Linked DNA regions of Homo sapiens: regions 1, 2 and 4 are each linked to region 3. The links are chromatin contacts, found by Hi-C or POLR2A ChIA-PET in ENCODE. All regions are on one chromosome and are shown on one strand. Each heading gives the region's core, a stretch centred on a gene start or an enhancer-like site at or near the end of the contact. The rest is flanking DNA. Distances are from core to core; before and after follow the strand shown.

Region 1 (6,380 bases), core at 3,850-6,349, 2.4 Mb after region 3:
CTGCAGTTTCAGGCATTCAAGCCACTGAAGTTTAGATTTTCTTTGTGAATGCAGACTTTACACAAATTAATCTATTGCTGTTCAACTGACTGTAAAATTAGTAGATTTACTGTTGCAAAAAAAAAAAAAAAGAAAAACTAAGAGCTTTCACTTTCACTTTGGTAAGGTCATGGATGTGTCCTAGGCTGCTAACAAAGCAGGCTTTAAAAATCTTTGCAGCAGAACCTAGCAACTTGCAAGGTGAAAAAGCAGCAAAACAATGACTCCAATGTACAGTTGAAAGTCTACTTCCCTATACAGTAAACATCTGAAATTCCACATTTGAGGAACTTTCAAAAATGGAATAATTTGCCTTTAATTCCATTTGCCTCAAAGATGGGAAACTGTGAGAGCACAAATTTATTTTATCACAAACATTCTATTTGCTGTCAGTCCTCCCCTCCTTAAACAGCCTTGTAACTACGTCTCACATAGGTGTTTAAAAATAGTATAGGGTTGCATTCTTTTTTTTTTTTGTTTTGAGATGGAGTCTCCCTCTGTCATCCAGGCTGGAGTGCAGTGGCGCAATCTTGGCTCACTGCAACCTCCGCCTCCCTGGTTCAAGGGATTCTCCTGCCTCCGCCTCTCAAGTAGCTGGGACTACAGGCACACACCACCATGCCCAGCTAATCTTTTTTCTTTTTTTTTTTTTTTTTTGTATTTTTAGTAGAGATGGGGTTTCGTCATGTTGGCCACGCTGGTCTTGAACTCCTGACCTCATGATCTGCTTGCCTCGGTCTCCCAAAGTCCTGGGGTTACAGGCATGAGACACTGTGCCCGGCTGGGTTGCATTCTAAATGTAAAATGCTAACTAATCATTTGGTACTGTTTTGCTTTATCTACACAACAGTCAGCATGGTACACTTTGTACTAGCTCTTTGTTGTTCTGCATGATGTCCTATGATGGTAATAGAAATTATTTTCATTGTTTCAAAACGATCAAAGTTAACTGAATCACCTCAAAACTCAACACCTCTGAAATGGAAAGACATGTCTCTGTTGTGTTCCAAATGAAACTTCTGAACCTATTTTCTGCTTCTGCAGTTGCACAAGAGACTTTTCACAGAAGTGGATCTTCCATATACAAATATTTTTATTTGGCAGATATGAAAGTTTTTAAAACTTTATTACAATATGTCATTCATTTTAGACATTTTGCTGATTCACAACCACCACGTTTTAATAACTGAGGCCATCATATTCTGACAAGAGAAATGATTAATCTGGAGTCTAATGTTATGGGAAATCTCACTCATGGTAAGGAAATTTATTTTGAATCTAGCAAATAGTTTGAGAGCACACAAAGGGTTATAACACAGATGTGGTCACCAGATGTTCTCCAGCTCTACTGCAGAACCAGACTAAGTAGCAACATGATGGATTTAGGTTATGTAAAGGAAAAGACTCCCGTCTTATAAAACATTGAAATGAGAAGCTAAATCTCCTGGCCTCGAGTTTTGTTTTGGCTTGTTTTAAATATAGAGATGTTTTACATGTTTGGAATGGATTAATTATAGTCCTGCCTGAGGAAAATGGTAGAGATTTCATAAGAAGGCTTTCGGCTTTAATAGTTTCTAACAGACAATAATAGACACACAATATTGGGCTGACAGTATCTTCAGGAAGCTTTGAACGAGTTACCTAACACTCAGCCAAAGCCTCTTGCATGCCTTGTTTCTATGACTCTTGACAAGTCTGTAAACATCAACTAAGGAGAGCATGGACCCTTTTGGCTATTAAACTGGCCTTGTAATGACAGAGTTGCTGCTGTTTAAGATAACTGCTCTCAGCTACATTTAGTTGGCACTACATAGGATCTCACACATAATAGACTTAAATTCCCCCAATTTTAGCAAAACTGCCCAGGTAAGAGTTTATAATCTGGAGAGGGAGGAGTATCTAATCTATGAACAATTATTTGTTAAAGAATATGCTGAATATCTGAACCCACATGGGCTTTAAAGTTTGAAGATGCTTCGTATCTTCAAAATAAACCCAAGATTTTGACTGGGCATGGTGGCTCATGCCTGTAATCCCAGCACTTTTTGGGGCCGAGGCAGGTGGATTACCTGAGGTCAGGAGTTCGAGACCAGCCTGGCCAACATGGTGAAATCCCGTCTGTACTAAAAATATAAAAACTAGCCAGGCGTGGTAGTGGGTGCCTATAATCCCAGCTACTTGGGAGGCTGAGGCAGGAGAACTGCTTGAATCCAGGAGGCGGAGGTTGCAGAGCCGACACGGTGCCACTGCACTCCAGCCTCGGCAGCAGAGTGAGACTCCGTCTCAAAAAACAAACAAACAAAACAAAAAAACAACCACCACCAGGATTTTTATTAGTATTAGATTTTTAAATGAATTGTTAGTCATTGTGGCATTATAAAGACGCAGCCCAGTGTTCATAACTTTTTAAAGAAATCACCCACAGACTGATTCTTTTGTGGATCAGATATGTTGTACCTCAATGACCTTGGGCTAAGCAAGTAAATCTCACATACAATCCTGTTTTGGAAGGTCCCCTCGGCGTTGGGGAAAAGTGGGAGGACTTGGAAAGCTAACAGGCAAAGAGAGGGACGGGATATTTCCATTATTCCTTCATCAGAGCAAATCACCAATATATTCATTGAAAGAGAAAGTTCATGGGCATGCTATGGAAATTAACGTAGAAATTACTATGTAATAGAAAATATAGGCATTTTTAGAGTCACCATGATTTGAGTCTTATTGAGTTACATTTTTTGAGGGGGTTAAATTATATGTAGAAACGATAACAATTGGGAAAGCTCTACACATGTCTCAGAGTCCTCTTCTATGTACATAACGGAGTAGTTTATTAAAGATCTGTGGCATAGTAATAGCATTTCCCCAAACCTCTTCATCTTTATTCAAGGATCTTCAAAGTCTGCCCCCACCAAGCACAGCTCAAGGCTCTCAATGACTCTTTAAAAGCTTCCAAGTGGCCGGGCGTGGTGGCTCACACCCGTAATCCTACCACTTTGGGAGGCCGAGTGGGGTGGATCACCTGAGGTCAGGAGTTCGAGATCAGACTGGCCAATATGGTGAAACCCCGTCTCTACTAAAAATACAAAAATTAGCCCGACCCAGTGGCACGCGCCTATAATCCCAGCTACTCGGGAGGCTGAGGCAGGAGAATCGCTTGAACCCGCGAGGTGGAGGTTGCAGTGAGCCGAGATCGCGCCACTGCACTCCAGCCTGGGCGACACAGAGAGACTCCATCTCCAAAAACAAAACAAAACAAAACAAAACAAAAAAACAAAAAACCCCACAAAAGCTGCCAAGCTCCATTTCGGCTGGAGGTCAAAGAAGAGTTCAAGGGAAAAGATGAAAAAAATGGCTTCTCTCCATCTGTGGGCATGTCTGTAATTGCCACCCCATCTCTGCATGTCTCCTCCCAGGAACACTAAAGCACCATCTTCTAGGCGTGGAGACATCTGACAATGGAAGTCTAGAAAGCTTCCTAAACCACCTGCTCTGGACACAGCTGCCTTCAAAGACGGACTGCAAATGGATGCTGGCCGGTAGCTTCAGTTACCAGTGATTACTTGGTGTGAATCTACCTGTGCTATTACCTTAGCAAATTTTAAGTCTTTAGTTTGGGCATTAAATGTTTCAGTTACTTGTACATACTTCACATCCTTTTAATGTTTTCATGGACTCGTACTGTTTACTGTTTCTCTCACTACTTCAGTCTAGCAATGCAAGGAACATTTAAAGTTTGCCTGGGTTTGGGGTTTTTTGGCTTTTTTATTCTTGATTCTGCTACTAGTTGTGCGACCTTGGGCAAATTTGTTTCAGTTCCCTCATCTGTAAAATGGGTAATAATAATAATTGGCTCATAAGGTTGTCCTGAAGATTGAATAACTTGAGATATGTTCAGTGCGTAGAACAGTGTCTGGCACATAGGCAAAAGCAATCACAAATGTGGGCAATTATAATTGCTGAGCACCTAACTTTTCCCAGGTATTGTGCTACTCAGTCTGTCCCCGAATCTACGTCACACAAAATATCTTGGCATTGAGAAATAATTTTGATAGAATAAAATGAATCCTTAATTCTTCTTGATTAACTTGGAAATGGCCAAGATGCACACCTGGACTTTCGGTCTCACACAAGAGTTGTTTCATTACCTCCCTATTTTAACAGTGAGCGTCGAGCTACCAGCAGCTAAAAAGGAAATGGAGATTTCGTCTTTGCTCCCAAAGAACTATTTAAAGCTTTAGTAGTTGTGTCATCTGTAATAAAAGACGTAATGCTGACTCAAGGAGTTAATGAGAAATAAGACAACGCCTTCCAGTGGACAAGTAGCCAATAAATGTTAGTTTTTCTTCGTACCAGGAATCCAAACATTCCAGGTATGAAGCCAGATTAGGTGGCTTCACGACTGTGGACTCGCAGTCTGCCCTTGAGGAATTTCTTATTGAAGAAGAAAAAGAGGGGGGACACGGGGCCCAGACCCCCAGCACCCGGCTTTCGAGCAGGCTCCACGGGTCCGGGTCCGGGTCCGTTTTCCCTTTCGCCAGCTGGGGCCCCGTTCGAACCTCTCCCAACTACAACGCGGAGGCTCCGACGCCCCGGCCCCAGCTTTGTTTTGCCTCCGGGAGCCGCGCGCCACCGGGGACCCGCGGGGAGCCGTTCTCACTCCGAAGCTGTCTGCTCACCTGCAAATCGGAGACAGCGCCCTTTCACTTACGATCCTTATAAAAGACGCTTATAAAACATTTTATTCAGTGTTACATTAAAAAGACGTTTATGAAAGCAATTTATAAAGCCCTAGTGGGAGACCGAGATTGGTGTTAATGTAACTGGAGTAAGGGCTGCTCCGATTGCTGCAGAAATTCGACATTAGCCTTCACCGCACCTGCGGAGCAGCGGGAGCCAGGTGAGCAGCAATTTCCCCTCAGGGACTTCCTCCGCGTTCTCCGCATTTTCTGTCGGCGGAACTGAATCCCAACAGTAGAAAAACGTGGCTCCGCCCATCACCTTTCCTTTAAAGGACGCGGGGTGAAGCCCCGCCCACTACGGAGAGCGAAGGGGACTCGCCGCAGATCCGCTGTACTTGCGTCCGCTACAGTATGTCAATCGCTTGCCCCAGCACAGGTAATGCTAAATATGAGGCGTGCGGAGCGGTGCGCGGACCGGCATCGGGAGGGCGTGGCCTTAGGGGGCGCCCCTGTGGAGGAGGCACCCGGAAGGTCAGGGCTACCCCGTCCCGCCGGTACCGAGGGCGGAGAGGCTCCGCAGGTCCTGCTGCGGAGTCGGAGGGTTCTGCCGGGCTGTAAAGCCATTTTCAGCGAGGCCGCTGCACGAACTTCCGAGGGATGTTAGACCTAGAGTTGCCGCCAGCCCCACTGAGCTTTTCTAGTTCCGTCCCGACATGCGCGCCCTCGTTTGTGCGCACGCACGCACGCAGTACGTCGCTACGTCCCGTCTCTAGCCCTGGCGCTCCGCCGGTCCCGTTCTGCAGGTGGGCGTCGCCGCCGACTTACCAACAACCGGGTCGGGGGCTCCCGGAAGTGCTCTTGCGGCTTACTGCCTGGCACAGGTGGGGCAGAGCGAGCCAGGCGAAGGGCGCCTGCGCAGGACATGCTGGACAAATGCGTTGTTCTTGCTGCCTGCTGTTGCGGGAGGAGGCCTTATGGGGGAAGGTCGCGAAGTGACTGGGATTTTTTTTCTCATTTGTCATTTAGTGGGCTCCGTGGCTTAAGACTTGAACCAAGTAAACGAAGTTCTCTTACTGAGAAGTCTCAGTTTCAAGTACGTGTTGTGAAAGGCCTAAGTCTTAGAAAAGTAGAGGATGGAGAGAAGAATCTGAAAATCGACTACTATTCATTCTGTCAGGCACAACACAGTAACGAATAAGTCCATTTTGTTCCTGCTTCGTAGAGTTTACGGTCTAGTGATGGAGAACAGCAGTGCTAAGATCATCACAAAACTGTAATTGTAATGAATGTTTTAAAGGAAAGGTCAACTGGACTGTAGAAGCATTCAGTGTTAAGCTCAGTAAATTGGGGGAGGGATGGGAGAACTGGCTTAGTTTGGAAGGTAATCAGAAGAATGCGCTAAGGATCTGGCGTTTCCTAAACCAAGGACGAGAGTACTGTATTTCAAAAACCGAATGGCCAGTGTGGCCTAGGCATAAAGAAGAAACTGGAGAGGTGGGAAGGGCCTTTTGGCCTGGCGAAGGTGTAGATCTTTAATCTCGGGGCAGTTTTATTTAAGGTGAGGAAGGTCCTGGGTGTAGTGACCGCAGTGCAGTGGGAACTGGTTGCCAGGGCTCAAGCCGAGTTAGGAGACTGGCAGGAATCCAAACGAGGTGGTCGATG
Region 2 (5,743 bases), core at 505-3,004, 2.6 Mb after region 3:
ATCATCTATTTAACTATCAGAAATCTCAAGCCACTTCACATTTCTGATTATTTACTACGAACGTATATAGGGTAGAAGAGAGGGGAACCCAGGCTTTATAATCATTGACCTAAATTTGACATAGGCTCTGCCACTTACTAGCTGGGACACCCACATTTCATCTCTCATCTTCATTTGTAAAATAGGGGTGAACACTTTCGTAGCTGAGGTAATGTCTACAAAGAACTCAGCAATGCTTGGCCCGTGTAAAGTGCTCAGTAGTAACCGGCAGCTAATTTATCATTATCTAAGAATTCACCTACAGGCATTTAGAAATTAACCTTTCCTTTGTTTCCCAAAAAGGCCAAAACAATAGTTTTGATAGCTCTTTAGTCATTATAGGGCAGAAATGCCATTCCTGGCCATTACTCCTACCATAAGGTAAAATACAGCAGTCAGGCTTGACGTGTTGACAATATTCTAACACAATTTGGTTTCTAAGTTTACCAACAATCCTTTAAGAATGGCTCCCAAAGTACCATTTTTATAAAAATTGTATAGCAAGAAGACATGTTTCACCTAACTCACCAAAGTCAAACCATTGTTACAATGGATGAACCCTTTAAATGCCAGGTACTCTGTTCCAATCCCCAAAGCCTTTAGATGTGTATAAAGTTCCAAAAACTTGTGCTAAGTTAGTACACAAAGGGTGATACTGTGTAGATTCAAGTCACTTTGTGGAATCACCAAGTGGCATAATCAGTTAACTCATTCCTGATTCCAGAGCCCATAATCCTCCACTAGATCCATCTTTCTGAGTTTGGAATCCATTTTAAGCATGGACCCCATACACTTAAAACTGAAGGCACTTTTCAAAACGATGCTTTACAGTTTGTAAGAGTATTAAAATCATGGCAACTAGGATCCACCATAAAGAGCAACCTGCAGTTTGCTCGACTCTGTTGACGTCCACAAACTAGACAAAATGATGAACTATGGCTAAATGTTTCCCTTCACTCAAAGCATGCTGCCCTAGAATTCGCAAAACAGTATCTCCTCTTGGTGCAAATATTGGTGTTGCAACCTCAAAACACTTTCCCTTCGTCCGATCACCATGTGGGGTCAAAATTTTAAAAACAGTCGGAAATCGTCTTATGCATTAACTAAGGGCAGTGAGGGTTCATCACCCAGGACGACTCCGGGACCCACTCTCCGACCGAGAGCCCGGGTTTTCACACCTGTAGGCTTCACAGAAGATTAAAGCCGACGCCTGACTTTAAACCCATTCCTACTACCCCTTAAGTCCTCACCCAACATCATCGCAAGATTTGGAATAAAAAAGCCACACTGAAAGGAGTTAGAAAGGCATCAGGCCACGCGGCCCCCACACAGCCTATGTGAGAGGGGCCACCCACAGTACCGGAGATGCAGCCACGGGAACATAAAACGAAGTCTTTTAAAGATTAACTCGAGTCGCCTCACCCCAAGCGACTCAGTCTCGTCTTTCTCGCAAATGTCCCCCCGCAGGGCCGCAACATCGCAGTCCGGTTCTCAGCCCACGGCCCAGACCCGACCCGGCGCACGCTGCTCCCCGTCTGGCAGAACATGGTTTAACCCGCCCATGCCAATGGACCTCAAACAGGTTAGAGAGTCTCCCCACGGTCCCAATGAACGACCTCTGAGGCCACAAGGTCGCGGTTCAAGTCTGTCGAACACCTAGCGCCCGGGAGCCACGCGTAGGCCCTACCTGGAAGATGGCGGTTCCGGCCGAAAGGAAAGAGGCGGGGCCGCGGCGCGCGCCTTACAAGGGCCTGTGGGCTGCCCACGGCGCTGCCTGAGGGAAACGCCAACCGTAAGCGACTTCTTTCTAGGGAAGAAGATCGTCTCTGAGAACACAGAAAGTCTGTGAGGATATTTTCCCCTCTTGCGAAAGAAAGGCAACCGGCCAACACAAGCTGACACTTGCATCGTGTCAGACAGCCCGGAAAGGGGCCTTCAAGGGCGATCAAGAGGACGCCGTCGTCCCGAGCGTGCTTACGCCATCCTTTGCGTCACCGCCTTCGCCGGAAGCTGCCTTGTATCCGCGTCTCCGCAGGGAAAACTGCGGCTGGCGGTGCGGGAAGTGCTATTAGTAGTTGTTTATTTGTTTGTTTGCAGAAATAATTGCTTGGGTACGAAGGTCAAACGAGAATGAAGCAAGTATATTATCTAGTTTGTATGTCTTTAAATAGTTTCTCCTCCACACGTCTAAACATACGCACCTGCTAGTAGGTGCGCAAATGTTAAAACCTCTTTGGGAAAGCAATGTGGCAAAATCTAGTAAAAGTTTTCAATTACTAAACCCCAGCACTCTGCTCCTACCTATATGTCTTGTAGAAACTTTGGTAAGTGAACAAGGATGTACGTAACAGCGCTGTGGGTAGAAGCAAAAAATTAGAAACGTCCATCAATAACAGAATAAATACCTTATGGGATGTTAGGATGTAGTATTATACGCCAATAAAAGAAGACTGAACTCAGAAATGTGATGAGGCAAAAAGAGAAAGATGTAGAAAAATAAATAGTATGACAATTCATATACATTCAACTCTAAAACTTGTAAAACAATGCTATATATTGCTTAGTTATGCATACATATGTAGTTAAAGAAGTCAAGAAATACAAGAGAATGAAAATCAAGTTGAGAAAAGCAGTCATATCTGGTAAGGAGGGGACAATAAAGGGAGGCTTTAACTGTATTGACCATTATTAAACCGGGTGTTAAATATATGGGTGGCCATTGTTTTATTCACTACACCTTTAAAAATAGATATTATTTTCTTAATGTAGTTTATTTAAATTGAGATAATGCCATATACCCAGCATCCAGTTTCCCCTATTATTAACATCTCATGCTAATATGGTACATTTGTTGCAATTAATGAACCAATATTTTACACTGTTATTAACTAAGGTTCACATTTTATTCAGATTTCCTTCGGTTTTACCTAATACCCTTTTTCTGTTCCAGGATTCCATCCAGAATACCACATTACATTTAGTTATGATGTCTCCTTATATGCCTCTTGTGGCTGTGGCAGTTTCTCAAACTTTCCTTACTTTTGGTGACCTTGAGAGTTTTGAGGAGTACTGGTCATGTATTTTGTAGGATGTCCTAATCATGGAATTTGTCTCATGTTTTTCTCATGATTGTATGTATTTTTAGGATGCATTTTTAAAAAGTCAGCTAAGTTAACAAAATCCCTTATCAGACTGAATATAAATAATATCGTCCAGTCGCTTTTGAAATTTGCATGTCTTCGACTCACTCTCCTGATGCACCTGAAAGTTGTAATTTCTAAGAACTGCGTCAGCACCATTTTTTAAATGTGTACATTCTGTGACCATCGTCATCAGCACTTAACATCATTTGCTGAAGAACTTGAGGAGGAATAGGATTTGGTATTGATTCCTTCAATACGTTGACTCCTCCAGACTTTCACTGTAACCATTAGCCCTTGGCTTCTAGATTGTCTTTAACTTAATTTTCTGTAGTTCATTATTACAGTCACTCTGTTAGCACTCACTTCCTCAGGTCACTTTTCCTTTCCCATTACTTTCTTTCTTTCTTTGAGAGGGAATTTTGTTCTTGTTGCCCAGGCTGGAGTGCAGTGGCGCGACATCGACTCACCACAACCTCTGCCTCCCGGGTTCAAGCGATTCTCTTGCCTCAGGCTCACGAGGAGTAGCTGGGATTACAGGCGCCCGCCACCACACCTGGCTGATTTTTTTGTTTTTAGTAGCGACGAGGTTTCACCATGTTGGCCAGGCTGGTCTCCAACTCCTGACCTCAGGTGATCCACCCGCCTCCACCTCCCAAAGTGCTGGGATTATAGGCGTGAGCCACCGCGCCTGGCCCCCATCACTTTCTTAGCACATACCGAACCTTGGATAAATGCAACCGTGACAGTACCTCCACAGCTGAGCACCGTTGAAGAAAATCTTGTAATCTGGTGTGATGACAAATCAGAAACTAGTCATCCATGCACTATATTTTTTTGCACTTGGAAATATTTTTTTGAGCCCATAGAGTGTTTTAAAAATTAACATATCAAAAAAAAAAGATTTCTGGCTTCCCTTGAGAAATCAGGAGATCTGGCAGCATAGAGCTGATAGTCTTGATGGCCACTCCACTGGCTTCCCCTTTAGATGGGGCATTCATTCTTGAGTTCCTTCATCACTCAGCCTGCTTCAGTCATTTACCTGCCTGGCTCCTGTTGGCATTTGTGTTTTTAGCCTCTCCCATAAATTCACGACCAACCCTTAACAAATGGGTACTGTACTGTTTAGCATCCCCACTACAGTTCCCCAGTTAATTTGCTTACCTGCTGTCAAAAAAAAAATTAAGCTTTTACATAATTAAAGTTAGTTTTATTCAGAAGTCTCACTGAGGACTGTAGACCAAGGTTTATACCCTGAGGGCAGTTCTTTCACAGGGCTCCAAAGTGGTCCCTCAGCCCATTGCTTCTATGTAGGTTGTGGGGGTTCTGTATGTGTGAAATCTCATTAAAGTTTGGGTGTAAGAGTACATCAGTTTATAGATTACTAAAGTAATTTGGTTATAGATTGTAGAAGCATAATCACTAACCCTGTCAGACATCTTCATGTAGGAAAAGGCAAGGTCAAGTTCATTTACTGTTTCAGGAACGTTGTAACTCAGGCGAGTGACACGGGGGGCCGTGTGCTCTATCCTGTTTTAAGATTCTTCCTGAGGAGCTGCATTTCATCACAGTCAGGGGTTCAAGCAGAAATAAGCAAACCTGGCTTAACATTTTCTATTTTGTCTCACATTATTCTATTTAAAGATTATTTCATGTCATTTCTTTGATTATCAAACCTTCCTTTCTCCCACCTTTCTTTCAGCTGATGACTGCCTCTTTTTTTGAGACTCTCTTAGTCCCCAGGCTGGAGTGCAGTGGCATGATCTCGGCTCACTGCAACCTCCACCTCCTGGGTTCAAGCAATTCTCATGCCTCAGCCTCCCAAGTAGCTGGGATTATAGGCGTGTGCCACCACACCCGGCTAATTTTATTATTTTTGGTAGAAACAGGGTTTCGCCATGTTGGCCAGGCTGGTCTTGGACTCCTGACCTCAAGTGATCCACCTGTCTCAGCCTCTCAAAGTGCTGGGATTACAGGTGTGAGCCACCACGCCCAGCCAACTGCCTCATTTTTATCAGTGTACAAACATGCTCCCAGCCAACTCCATCATTTTTATCCATGTACAAACAGGCTCTGGTGTTCCCCACTAAAACCCGCAACTCTCTTCTTTCTGATTCTGCTTGATCTCATATTCCTTTATAACTACTGCCCCATATGTTCATTTTTCTTCTGTCAAATGTAAAAAAAAAGGAGTCATGAAATTTTTGGTTTTGTACATCAAAAATTGTGAAAGTTCAGCAGTGTCATACAGTTTAATACATAAACACTATTATCTCTTCCTCATCTTTCATTCAGCTTCAGTTTCATTTGACTTCTGTTCTAGTCATGTCATTAAAGCTGCTCTTGTCAGGGCATCAACTGCTTATATGTTGCCAAAGCCAAAAGACATTCCCTGTTCTTTCCTTTCTTGATCTCCGCAAAGCACTGGACTCTGTTGGCCAGCTCTTCCTCCATGAAACACTACCCTTCCTCACCACTCCACAGTCTGATTTGCTGATTTTCCCTCCTCTCCCTGTCCTATAAAGACTACATTTCCCTGGGTCTTGGAGCTAGGCCCCTGCTCT
Region 3 (6,250 bases), core at 2,201-4,700:
CTGCCCCTGGGCCATGACCAGAACACATAGGGTTCCAGCTGCCCTTTGATAGGAAACTCCACACTGTGTCTGGGGGTCTGGGTACCTGCAGATCAGGCCAGCCTTGAGCAAAACTGAATGGAGATGGCAAAGGCTGTCTCTGCTTCTTATGGCATTTTCCTACTCTCTGATCCTTTGTAAATGACAGAGCATGGCATCATGAGATAATCAACTAAAGAACCACATGATAAAAGTTTACTGGTTTCACAGAAAGTAATTCTTCCATTTAGTTATTTTAACTTCATGAGGTTCCTTGAGAAGATCCTTCAGGAATGATCTTAAGATGGGAGCCATTTTAGACACTTACATGGTAGATGGGGGAGATATATTTGTTAACAAATGTATGAGATATAGTTTACATATTATAAAATCCACTCATTTCTCAATAGCTCTATGGTAGAAACAATTGACGTGTCTATCCATGGATAAATGAATACATAAAATGTGGTATATACATACAATGGAAAATTAATCAGCCATACAAGGGAAGGAAATCCTGACATGTTATAATATGGATAAATCTTGAAGACATTTTTCTAAGTGAAATAAGCTAGCCACAAAAAGACAAATACCATATGATTCTATTCATATGAAGTACTCAGAGTAGTAAAAAAACATAGAAACAGAAAGTAGAATGGTGTTTGGGAGAGACAGAAAGGGGAGTTGGTGCTTAATGAGTTCAGGGAGCAAGATGAAAAGAGTTCTGTGAATGGATGGTGGTGGTGGTTGCACAGTGTGAACGTACTTAATGCCACTGAACTGAAAATGTAAAAAAGACTAAGATGTTAAATTTTATGTTATGTGTATTTTGCTACATTTTAACAAATAAAAAATTACTCATTTAAAGTGTACAATCCAGTGGTTTCCTGTGTATTTACAGAGTTCTACAACCATCGCCAAAATCTAATTTTAGGTTGTCATCATTCCACCTTCCCTGTTCCCCCAAAATCCCTCCTACCCATAAGTAGTCACTTAGGGAAGATATTTTTAACAGGCCATCGGTGTCATGCCCTATTTTTCCAGGACTTGACACTCATAGACTCTTAGAAGGGACCTTAGAGATTTAGTTCAAGCTTCTCAGATGAAGAAATTGAAACTCAGAGAGGCAAAAGGTCACATAACTAATTCGTGGCAGAGCCAGGTCTTTTGACTTCCTATGAAGTTATTTTTCCCATTACAAAAATGCTGTGTCATTCACTTTCTTCCAACTGATGCTGACAATAGATTCCTGGTGTCAAGAAGATGCTACCTTTTCCTGCTTGGGACAGCTGAACTCCTTTCTACAGCCTCCCACCTCACCCGCCTGAGCTGGGAAGCAAAGAGAAAAGAAAGAGTGGAAAAATCTGCAACTGTGTCCAATAATGTTACCTCATGCCTTAACAATGTTAGGGATGAGTTATAATGAGTTTTATTGAGAATAATGTCTCAGCCCCTCTTAGAAGAGTAATTGGAAACACAGCGACTTTTGAAAGACATTGCCTTTTGTAAAGGTGGCAGTGGTAACCTGCAGCAAACAGCAACTCTTGCCTTTCTACTTACAGTGGCACTTAGGCCCGGCAGTGCCATGGCCAGGCAGTGCCATGGCCAGGGAGGTCATTGGATAAAAGTTGGAGTCAAGGGTATGGTGGAGGGACTAACTCTGTGAGTTAGAGCTTTCAAAATGTGCTCCAATATTCCTTCTGAGCTCATTGGTCAATTGAAGTATTTTCACCTGCCCTTATTTCCTGGGGGGCTGGTGTAGGGGTAGGGGGACTCTGTGGTTGCTAAACATTGCAAATGAGCAACCAAGTAACAAAGGCCATGGAAAATCACGTAACTATGGACTTGGAAATATCTAGACAAAGTCCTGAAGCCTAATCACAGTGAGATTTGGGCCTCTCTTCTCTTCTGGCCTTTGGTTTTTCGGAGAATTTGATCTATCTTCCTCAGGGTGATATAGGCCCTTAGGAGTGTTTGGAATTTCTCCACCCAGGCTACTCAAGAGGCAGGTACTCTAAATGTCCTGTGGGTTTCCAACTGATGAGAAACCCAACTGGAGAGATTGCTGTGGGGAATCACGTAGGCTTCTAGACAATGAGCTCCCTGAGGACAGTGACTGGATTCTGCCTCTTTTCAACAGCCCTATAGACAAGGATGTAATAACCCCCATTGCCAACCCAAGACCTTGGCATTTCTGCCACATGATGCTGCTGTTCGCTACAGTGACTCATTTTTAAACTCCTAGTGCCTAGCAGAGTGCCTGGCACATTTGTTTGCTGAATGAGAGAATGAGTAGTGACATTTCATATCAAATGATGCATTATTATTTACAAAGTGATTTATTTCCCATGCATGAACTCATCCTCATAACTACCCCTACTTTACCCCGGAAGGTAGGCAAGACCATTTTACAGATGAGGTCACACAGCTGTAGGTTGGAGAGGTGGCTTTCAGACTCTAAATTCATTGGCATTTATATATAGGCATCATATTGAGACTGCCCTTTCTAAAGTACTCTGTCAAAGGACTAAGAGATATGAATAGGGATTCAGATGTTGACCTCAGATTTAGGAACAAAATGCAGAAATCACAAATGTCCATCTGAATGGTGTCTCAACAATGGCATTATTTTCTCCTATTTGCTAATCACTGCAAGGCATATAGGTTTTCAATTACATTATGAGTTACATAGAATAGAATTTAGGGTCCAGATGGGTAAACTGGTGAATCCCCATGAAGTTTGTAGTAGCTATTTCCTGATACAGATTTGATATAATAACACTGTTGTATGTAATACAGTTTTGGTAATTTCAGTTAAGTAGATTGTAGCTTTATTGCCCTGGGTCTTCAAGGAAACACATGTTCAAATATTCTCACTGCTTAATGAGATCCTTGTTCCTGTTGAACTTATGTGACCTTATTGGAAATCAATGATTGCTTTTGTTCTTCAAAATGTAATGTTGAGGAGACCTAGATGAAATCACTCTACAAAATGCATTGAGATTGCAGGATGTGGAGAATGTGCTGTAATTAAAATGAATGATTCTGCTTGGAGGTACAGCATATTTTAGCTCTGTGTGCATATCGTGCATAAGGGAATTTCTCTATGCAGAATTATTTTCTCCCAACAATTCTCATGATCACAGCACTCCTGGTAGCAGGTATCACTTAACTCCTGGGCAGCAGCTTGTCCAAAGCAAGGGAAAGGGAGCTTTCCTTTCCTCGCAACTGTTGCTATGGGGGGCGTGGCTTCGGAGCTGGGTGAGGAGGCGTTCGGCGGCTCCCTCCCCCCCCCACCCTCGTAGACTACACTTCCCGTGATGCTCGAGGGAATGGTCTCCGTGGTGACGCACTTGGTGTCCGCGGAGGGAGGACGAGGACGGGGGCGGCGGCTGCTGCGAGGGGGGGCCCGTGCTCTCCCCGTTTCCCTTAGTCGCACTCAGGCAGCCGCCGCCGCCGCCGCTGCCGCCATGTTGGTTTGAGAGGCGATGACAGGAGGCGGCCGCGGCGTGTGGGACTGAAAAGTGAAGGAGGAGGAGGAGAAACAAAGCTCTGAGAGGAAACCATTCCCGGGCTGAGGAGAAGGAGGACCCGGCCTCTTCCGGGGACCAGCCGAAGTCGGCGTCGCCCGGAGCTCGCGAGGCCGGGGAGGGGAGGGGAAGGGAAGGCGGAGACCGGGGAGGCGGCGGCGGGGAAGGCGGAGGCAGAAGAGGAGTGGCGAGGAGCCGGAGACGATGCGCCCCGACCCCAGCTGCTGTCCGGAGGCGCCCGCGGCCTGAGCCCAGAGGGGCTGTGGAGTGTCCCGGCCGGCCCCGAGCACCCCCGCGCTGTCGGTCCCCCGCTCCGGTCTTTCGCTTTGGCTTCCAACTAGTTAAATGCCCTTGAGCGCGGGTTTCCGCGGCCCGGCTCTTCGCCCCCGCGGCGCGAGTTGAGCCGTTTCCCCGCGCTGTCCGCGCGGGCGCTCCGACAGCGGCTCTGCAGGGTCCGCGGCCAGCGTCCGGCCACCGCTCGGCCGCCACTCAAGGCTCACGCGTCGATGTGTAGCTACATAGTTATCTGTGTACATCCACGCTGGGGCATTTTTCTCCTGCTTAATGAGGACTTGACTCGGGAGCAAGTGTGAATCATTGCCGGGGCTGGGAAAGGAGGAAGGCGCATTTAACCCCCTCCCACCCCTCTCCATGTCCGTGTGTCACTCGGCTCGGTCCACCTGGCGCGGCCGGTCCTGGGGCTGCTGCTGCTGTTGACGACGACGACGACGACGGGGGCTGCCTCTGCTGTCCCGGGAGTTTCCTCCTGCTCCGGCCACACAGCTCCTGGGGATTGTTCCTCTTCGAACCAGAACCTCGGCCTGACCGGCACTTTGGCTCCAAAATAACTTTATTTTTGGGGGAGAAAGCACATCACGAACCAGTCAAAATCGTGGTTTATTTCTGTAACGTGAAGACTTCTGCTCTTTTTTCTTTGTTTGTTTTTTTCGTAAACATCTGGGTGTATATCAAACGGCAAGATGTCCAGTAATGTCCCGGCGGATATGGTAAGTGACGGATAAGTTATGACACTGATTTAATTGTGGTTTCCAATCTTATTTAATCGGAAAGACGGCAGGCGTGGGGCGAAGATTTGCTGGGGACTGTCGAAAAGCCACTGTGCTGAGCGATTTGGAGAAGTTGGAGCTTCTGGTTTCCCCCTTTTAGGAAGTACTGCTTTTAATATGGGTTCTCTCATTTGGTCGTGTTTTCTAAAGCATTGAAGATAGTGGAGAAGTAGGGAAATGTATCATGGTAGCTTGAGGGGACAAAACATCTCCCTCTTCGCTAGAAGCCTCCGAACACTAGTATTTTAACGTTTCTGAAAACGTCAGGGACAGTGGGCAGAGCTGAGGACGGGTGTCCCTACGAGAGAATAGGTAGGGAAACGGGAATCTTGCTTTATGACACAGACGAGATCGTCATTGCAGTAGGGACGAACTTGATATTTTTCAAGAACAGGGATGCACATCTCTTCAAGAAAAAGTATGTTAGAATTTGCTGTGAGGTTTTTGAAATGTCTGAATACGGATGGCAACAGAAATATAAAGATATTTTGGGATTTTCAGAAACGTAGGCTGACCCTGTATTGGTACTTACAATGAATATTCCAGGGCTTTTTAATGCCAGATATTTATTAATAGTAGATTCCATATTAGACATAAAGCTAAGGAAACATAGTATTGAGCCTCGATCACTGAGTGTTGAGAACTTGAAACAAAAAGTACTGTTGTTTATTGACGCCTTTCTTTGTTTTGTTTATAAAGGGTAAGGTTGTGAGTCGGTTGACTAACAGTAACCGTGTAACCTTACAGTGCTGGGGCTGGGCTTGTGTGAGTGTGAAGTTACATTTTGCAGTCCTAAGGACAAACATAATGCATTTAATTACCAGGAAGAGGAATAATCCTGTTTATGAAAGAATTGAAGTTAACGTAGTTGTGCTCACATATGTTAACATTTGAGTGTTTGTGTATTCAGTGGAAACAAATTGAACTTTGCTGATGATTAAATTTTATTTTATTTTTTAATTTTAATTTAATTTTAATTTAATTTTTATTTTTTGAGACGGAGTTTTGCTCTTGTTGCCCAGGCTGGAGTGCAATGGCGCGATCTCGGCTCACTGCAACCTCTGCCTCCTGGGTTCAAGCGATTCTCCTGCCTCAGCCTCCCAAGTAACTGGGATTACAGGTGCCCACCACCACACCTGGCTAATTTTTTTTTTTTTTTTTTTTTTTTTTTGTGGAGACAGGGTTTCACCATGTTGGCCAGGCTGGTCTCAAACTCCTGACCTCAGATGATCCACCCATCTTGGCCTCCCAAAGTGCTGGGATTACAGGCGTGAGCCACTGCGCCCAGCCTGCTGATGATTAAATTTTAAAACGCCAGATGTTTCTAGAGGAGCAAACCTCATATACAGATTTTATAACAAAAATTAAATGATTCTAAATGGCTTATTTTGACCTTGGTTTAAAGGAATTTTGCTCTTGTTTAATTTCCCATTGAATGCAAAGGAAACACAGTGTTCTGTCTCTGGGGGTGGCCACATAACAGCTTTACAGTCTCCTTCCTGAGTCCTAAAACTCGTGCGTTGTCCTTTTAGTTTTCGCTTCTCTTCTGGTGTGCACACATGAAATAGCCTCCTGCCTGGTTAAGTACGGCTGGACAAGCTTTCCTCCATACTGCTCTTGAAGTTGCCGGGAGCG
Region 4 (6,540 bases), core at 1-2,500, 2.2 Mb after region 3:
GCGGGGTGAGCGGTGGCTCGCGGCCCCGCGGCTCACCTGGGCGACCACGCGAGGCCACTCGCGGCGGGAGGGGCAGGGGGCGGGGCCAGCGCCGCCTTACCCCGAGGCCCAGACAGGCCTGCGGGCGCCCCGGCTCAACTCTGGTACCTTTCCCCAGGTGATGGCGAAGGGGCGCGGCCTTACCTGCCGCCCCCAAATCACTTCCCTTCCCAGTGGCAAGTCCGAAAGCGGCCCGACTTCCCAACTGGGGCGGTGTTGACCCAGGATGGCCCTTCCTGGGACCCCGGCCCTCCCGGGCCTTTTGTGGGACGACAGGCTTAAACTGTAGTCGGTCAACACACCTTGAAGAGGGAGGGGGGTCACGTGCGAGATGAGTCACCACAGAATACGAAGGTTGAAGGCGGTATTTGTTTCACCGGGGAGCTTGCAGTTGCATTTTCAACTGGGTCAAAATAGGGCAAGAAAGAAATGTCTCTTTTGGGGGAGTGAGAGTTTGGGAGAAAACTGTTTCCCACCTTATCCTTTCCGTCCTAGGATTCCTTCTACCCCCAGAGCGCGTCCTCTCCGGCTGTAGACTTCCTTTTCCCTTTCTCCCCAGTGGCTCCTCAAACCTCCTCACCTGCGGAACCCGCCCTCACCTTTGTTCCCAGGCGCCCAGCCCCCGCCTCGGCAACCTTTCGCCGCCCAGGCTCGCTCTCCATCCAGCTCCCTGCGTCCCGGCCTTCGCTGTGCTCCCTCAGGTGCGCTTCCTCTCGAATCGGCCCTTCTTGTCCCCTCGCCGCTGGCCCCGACCCTGCCCGACTCCAGCTGTCCAGCGCAACTACGTTTCTGCTTCCCTGCGCCACCTGTTCTCCTGGCCTCCCCCCACCCCGCCCCGCGATTCCTCTGGATGTTCACTCCTTCCCCAGCTGTGCCACTCTTGGCGGCGGCCGGGGGTGCGCGCAGACACCTAGCCAGCGGGGCTTCCGCAGGGGAATCAGGCGGGCGGCGGGGACAGCCCGGGGCGAGTGGGGGAGGCGGGCGGCGAGGGCGGAGTGGTCTCACTCTAACCCGGGAGTGACGGGTCCCTTCTGGCCCGCCTCCCGAGCTCTCGGATAGGTGGAGCCGCCCTCTGGTCCGCCCACCTCCCGCCCTGTGCTACCTCCGATTGGCCCGGGTGCGGGTTGGGCCGCTCGGCCTTGGCGCTGCCCCCGGGAAGGCAGCAGGGGCGGTTGAGAAGTGAAGTCTTGGCCGGAGTTTGCTTTTTGCCAGGAAATCCGCGGCGGCGGCGGCGGCGGCGGCGATTCCTGGCGGAGCGGAGCCGGGCAGGCTCTCCGCTCCCTCAGCGGGCCGCGGAGAGCGGGAGCTGGTGCCGAGCAGCGGCGCCAGGAGCCCGTGCGCGGCCCGGGCAGCCGCGCTTTCCCAGTGAGTAACTTTGCCCTGCCCGCCTCGCTGCGCGCCCTCTCGCTGGCTGCGGGCAGCCGCCTCAGGTGCGGGCGTCAGCTGGGTGTGGGTCAGCGCCGCGCCCCGGGAGGCGGCCGGAGCGGCGCCACAGCTCGCCCCGGAGCCTTGGTCCTTCGCGGCTGTCTTCGCTCGCCCGGGCTGCGGGGCTGGCGTGGACTCGGGTGTGGGTCTGGTCCAGGAGGGAGAGTCGGCGCCCGGTGCCCGCCGCCTGCAGGCGCCCGGGAGGCGGGCGGCCTCCGGCTGTTAGCGTTTGCTGGTTCCGGCCACCGTGGTGCAGAGCTTGGCGTCGTTTGCTTCTTAAGGGAAGGGAGAGGTGGGGTGAGTGTTTAAATTTCCTCTGTGTGTGTGTGGTGTCGGCAATGAGAGTGGCACTAGCTGCCTTTATCGGGTTTTGTTCTCTGGAAAGGGATGGGGAGAGATCATTCCCTCCGCCCCAGCCTGTTGCCTGTGAATTCTCACCTTTCTCTTTAGGCTGGAGAGGGTGGGAGAGAGATTTGACATCTTCCAGGGGGTAATTTAAAAATATGAATCTTGATTTGGAAGCAGTTGCACACAAAGCATCATTCAGGAAATACATCACTCGCTTTTCAAAGCTGTATGCCACGTTTTAAACAAGGACTTTTGACTCATGTAGTGTTTCTTTTAGTATTTCAGTTTACGTTAAGTTTATGAATCCAGACGTTCGTTTGTACCAGGAGCTAAAGTACACTTATGCATGGGCTTTGCTGTGTATATTATGCTTTTTAAAATCACAGAAATCAGAAACAAAGTTGAGTGAAAAGCGGTGGCGGTGCAGGAGGAGGAACACTTGTGAGCTCCAGCTTATTGGAACTGCCTTTAAGAATTTCACATTCTTGCGGCAATAGTACTTACTTGTAAATTGGCCTTCTTCCCAGGACAGGTTTTGATATTTCTTTTGCATGTACTTCGATGCAGCACTAATGAAGTTGGATCTCAGTAGATCAATTTTATTTACTTTGCTAGATTTGATTCCCACCCCCACACCTCTTTAGAAAATGGACTTTGGCAGGTAAAGAAGGAAGCGGGAATCTGGTATCCTTTTTGGCTTGTCAAAGCTTTGTTGAGCCATGAATAACAAAGTTTTGGCTTTTTAGCTTGTCCGAGTCCCACATGTGAGTTTTCCCATGGGGTAAAAGTAGGCCAAATGAGAACCAAAGTAGAATAACATCACTTTTAATTCGGCCCACTTGTGTGTTACATTCTCCATATATCTTGTTTCTCTCATCAACTTTGAAATTTTTTCATTATTTATTCATTTAGCCACTGATAAAGTACCTACTGCATGCCAGCCATTGATGGCGGGGGTTGCTTCTTGCCCAGTTTTCTCATTTGGAAACTGATCCATGCCTTTATCCCACTAGTTACCCTGAAGTAATTTGAACTTAGGGAGCATTTCTGCCTGGAGACCTGTAAGAATAGGTGTTACGTAGGCACTTAGTCTTCAGATTGGTTTGGGATTTCGTACATTGTAGGCACGTAGCACGCAGGCCACTTAAAAATAAATGTATGTGTCTTTGGGCTGTTGTATTACGAGCTTTGCATATGGGCTTGTCTGGCCGAAGGACCCAGTGTCCGAGGTGGAGGTAGTAGTCAGGGACATGTATTATTCATTTCAGAACACTTGGCACCTTTTCTTGCTTACATTGGGCACTAAAATATTTACTGAATTGACTTGAACAGAAAAATGAAGGATTTTTTATACCAGATTAAGAAATTTGGACTTTATCCAGTCAGTGATACTGAGCTGCTAATTTTAAGCAGGAGAATGTCATGATAACGGGTAAGCATTCCAGAAAGATATCTGCAGCGTCTGGAGGATGGTGGGCTTCCAGATGGGCGATATGGAGACTAAGTTGGAGGCTGTTCTAATGGAGGGGTTAAGTGCTCAGGGATTCTCTATTCAGATTACCTGGGGTGGAATCAGGCTCTGTCATACACTGAAACCTCTTTGTTCCTTAGGTTTGTCATCTCAGAGTTTGGGGGATAGAACTTGAAAAAACATGTCTATTACTTAGAATAGTGATTGCCAGATAGTAAGGACTTAGTAAATGCTAGTGTGCTGGCAGTGGAAGGAGAAATGACGTGGTGTTTAAGAGGTATGACTAGGAGGCTGGACTAGGTAAGTGACTGGGTAGGCTTAAGGAGGGAAGGATGAATCCTGGGTTGTTTGACTTCAGGCATTGATTGACATGTACTGGGTAAGCTGGCTGTGAAATTAAAACGGGTCAAATTCTAATTCTATTACTTACCCTTAGAATAACTATCCTGACAGAACTTTGATTTCCTAACATTTGGGAAATGATTGTCGTACCTGTTGAGTAGGGTTTGAGGAATTATGCATGTAATGCCTTTGGCAGGGTACCTAGCACATTCCAAGTGCTCAGTAAATATTAGTTGTTCCTTTAGATGATGACATTAATGAGCTAGTGGAATGTTGGAGGATATGAGAAGGAGCAGTTAAAAACAATTGATGGTAGAGGTGTAGAAGGGAAGATAAGTTCAGTTTTGGACTAATCTAAGGAGGTGCTAAATGGATGGTTGAGAGATCCATGATGCAGTTGTTGGATAGTTGTGTCTCACAGGAGCTAGGAAAGAATAGAAAAGAAAAAGAGTTCACAGAAAGGCTTTATGAGTATGGTAAGCTTTATGAGAGATTTAGAGGAAGGGGAGGGTGAAGGGGTTCACAGTGGAGCGATATCAGAAGTGTTGACATTGAATATTAGGCATTTCTATCCTTAAAATATATTTTGGCCACCATCAAAGAAAGGAGGACTCCAGGCTCTTGTAATCTGGTTGGCTCTTTGGCCTTCTTCCCCTCTTCTTTCTTTCCTTTACAATTGCCACCCGATATCTTTAAATTGTATTATGAGGAACTATTTAACTTTCCTTCCTGCTTACAGGGCTAGAGTTCACAGGCCCACCTTCCTCTATCCAAATGCATCTAGGTTTTTAAAAAAGAATCACAGGTCTCATTTCATAGGTTCTCCTCTATTTAGGAAGCAGTGTTGTTTGAAAAAGTAATACATATGTATCTTGCATGTAGAATTAGAAGACTGGGGCAGGCCTACCTAAATTGACCCTGTAGGAGGGCCTGAGAGTCTTACAAAAGACATCCCTTTTAGCTTTCCTGGCACCTGTTTCTTTTCCTCAGAAAATACAAAGCAGTAGGAAAATCTGTGGTTAATAAGTTATTTTGTTTGGTTGGATTCAGAAAAGGTGGCTATTTTGTGTATTAGCCTTCTAAGAAGTTATTAAGAGGAATTTTTTGGCCAGGTGCAGTGACTCACGCTTATAATTCTAGCACTTTGGGAGGCTGAGGCGGGCGATCACGAGGTCAGGAGTTCAAGACCAGCCTGGCCAACACAGTGAAACCCTGTCTCTACTAAAAATACGAAAATTAGCTGGGCGTGGTGGCAGGTGCCTGTAATCCCAGCTACTCAGGAGGCTGAGGCAGGAGAAATCGCTTGAACCCGGGAGCTAGAGGTTTCAGTGAGCTGAGATTGCGCCACTGCGCTCCAGCCTGGGTGATAGAGCTAGACTCCATCTCAAAAAAGGAATTTTTTAACAAGCAAGTGCTCATGACATTACAATAATAAATTGTCCTCTAGTTAGTATGCTTTTAAAGAAGCAGGTGTTGTAGGTTCTATCCTTTAGAATGTGTGCTTCCTAGAGCTGGGATCCTATCTATTTTGCTAACTGCAGAATCCCTAAGTACTTAAACAAATATTAATGTATTGTAAACCAAAAATAAAATTCTAAGCTTCCCCCTCTCCCCAGCCATCTGAATGGACTTCCTCCTCATCCAGGGGTCTTTTAAAATTTAACCTGAGAGACAGTTTCAGGCCATGAGTGGGAAGTGGAGGTCGGACATGACTTGTTATACCTCTCTGACATTAACATTAACATAGACTTTAAGTCCGATAAGAAACGTTTTACTACCACCTATCGAAGCCTACTACCTGAAGGCTTCCTCTGAAAGTAAGAACTTGGGTCTCCACAATCCTTTGTCTTAACCCAGACATTCCTTTCTGTTGATCCCAGGGCTTTAGACAAACTCAACCGACTGTCAACCAGAAAATGTTTAAATTTACCTATGGCTTGGAATGGCACTCCCTGCTACCCCCCCCAACCCCCCACCCCACCCCCGACCCCCTGCAATTGTCCCACCTTTCTGGACCAAACCAATGTATTTCTTAAAATTTTTTGATTGATGTCTCATGCCTCCCTAAAATGTATAAAACCAAGCTGCACCCCTACCATCTTGGGCACATGTTCTTAGGACCTCCTGAAGGCTGTGTCATGGGCCATGGTCACTCAGATTTGGCTCACGATAAATCTCTTCAAATATGTTGCAGAGTTTGACTCTTTTTGTTGACAGCATGCATTAATGAACAAATTGGATCCAAATTGGCTTTGATCTGGCTTGGCTCACAGACTTCTCCAAATCTTTGAAACAGTCATTGGTCAGAGGGAAAGCAAAAGAGAATTGATCCAGTGAGGAAGCTTGAACTGTTCCCTGTTCTTATAGGAATATAGAAGAACTGCAACATTGATGGCTTATGATTAAGCTTCTGTGATGTTGTGAAATATATATATGGTCTTTATCCCTGTTTCCTGGCATACAACTCTCAAATTCCTTGGAATCTGCAAAGCGCTAAGTGTCTTTGTATGCTGATGAGTTGACTGAACAGCTGGCAGCCCCTAGGTAGCTTCAGGATGGGCCCTGGGCACTGGAAAGGCTGGATTAGAGGGTTAGGACTGTCAGCCCCACCACCACCCTCCAGGGAGGGCAGAGGAGCTGAAGGGTAAGCTGATCACCAATGGCCAATGATTTAACCAACCATACCTATGTTATGAAGTCTTCATAAAAGGCCCAAGAGGACAGGGTTCAGAGAGCTTCTGGACAGCTGATCACATGGAGGTTCCTGGAGGGTAACACGCCCCAGAGAGGGCATGGACGCTCCGCACCCCTTCCCCGTACCTCGCCCTGTGCATCTCTTCATCTATATCCTTTGTAATATCTTTTATAATAAACTGGTAAACCTAAGTAAGTGTATCCCTGAGTTCTGTGAGCTG

The links. A loop is a pair of places that touch in the nucleus more often than their neighbours do. ChIA-PET counts read pairs that join two places held with the same protein, here RNA polymerase II (POLR2A). Pooled maps may share reads with other maps.
Region 1: a loop to region 3 is called in a pooled map, with 13 times the contacts of the local background. The contact joins the promoter of MTIF3 here to the promoter of UBL3 in region 3. A Hi-C loop is called at or near these places in 8 of 50 pooled maps.
Region 2: a loop to region 3 is called in a pooled map, with 12 times the contacts of the local background. The contact joins the promoter of RPL21 here to the promoter of UBL3 in region 3. A Hi-C loop is called at or near these places in 8 of 50 pooled maps.
Region 4: a loop to region 3 is called in a map of CD8-positive, alpha-beta T cell, with 11 times the contacts of the local background. The contact joins the promoter of LNX2 here to the promoter of UBL3 in region 3. A Hi-C loop is called at or near these places in 1 of 168 maps with a recorded cell type or tissue (CD8-positive, alpha-beta T cell) and 9 of 50 pooled maps. POLR2A ChIA-PET finds 5 or more read pairs at or near these places in 1 of 52 experiments (WTC11).

What each region holds. Positions count from the first base shown.
Region 1 is chr13:27,449,283-27,455,662 of GRCh38, reverse strand. It overlaps MTIF3 (mitochondrial translational initiation factor 3), which reads left to right and starts at 5,099. Exons shown (of 5, transcript NM_152912.5): 1 at 5,099-5,154. RefSeq lists enhancers at 1-10, 4,665-4,724, 4,745-5,104, 4,948-5,862.
Region 2 is chr13:27,247,569-27,253,311 of GRCh38, reverse strand. RPL21 (ribosomal protein L21) reads right to left here and starts at 1,754. Exons shown (of 6, transcript NM_000982.4): 1 at 1,727-1,754. RefSeq lists enhancers at 1,261-1,846, 1,500-2,039, 1,847-2,432, 1,251-2,450.
Region 3 is chr13:29,847,817-29,854,066 of GRCh38, reverse strand. It overlaps UBL3 (ubiquitin like 3), which reads left to right and starts at 3,450. Exons shown (of 5, transcript NM_007106.4): 1 at 3,450-4,555. The coding sequence starts at 4,529. RefSeq lists silencers at 3,295-3,404, 3,675-3,974 and enhancers at 3,535-3,604, 4,275-4,344, 4,815-4,884.
Region 4 is chr13:27,615,239-27,621,778 of GRCh38, reverse strand. LNX2 (ligand of numb-protein X 2) reads left to right here and starts at 1,250. Exons shown (of 10, transcript NM_153371.4): 1 at 1,250-1,404. It also overlaps a transcript of POLR1D not described here. RefSeq lists silencers at 1-190, 811-1,700 and an enhancer at 494-1,222.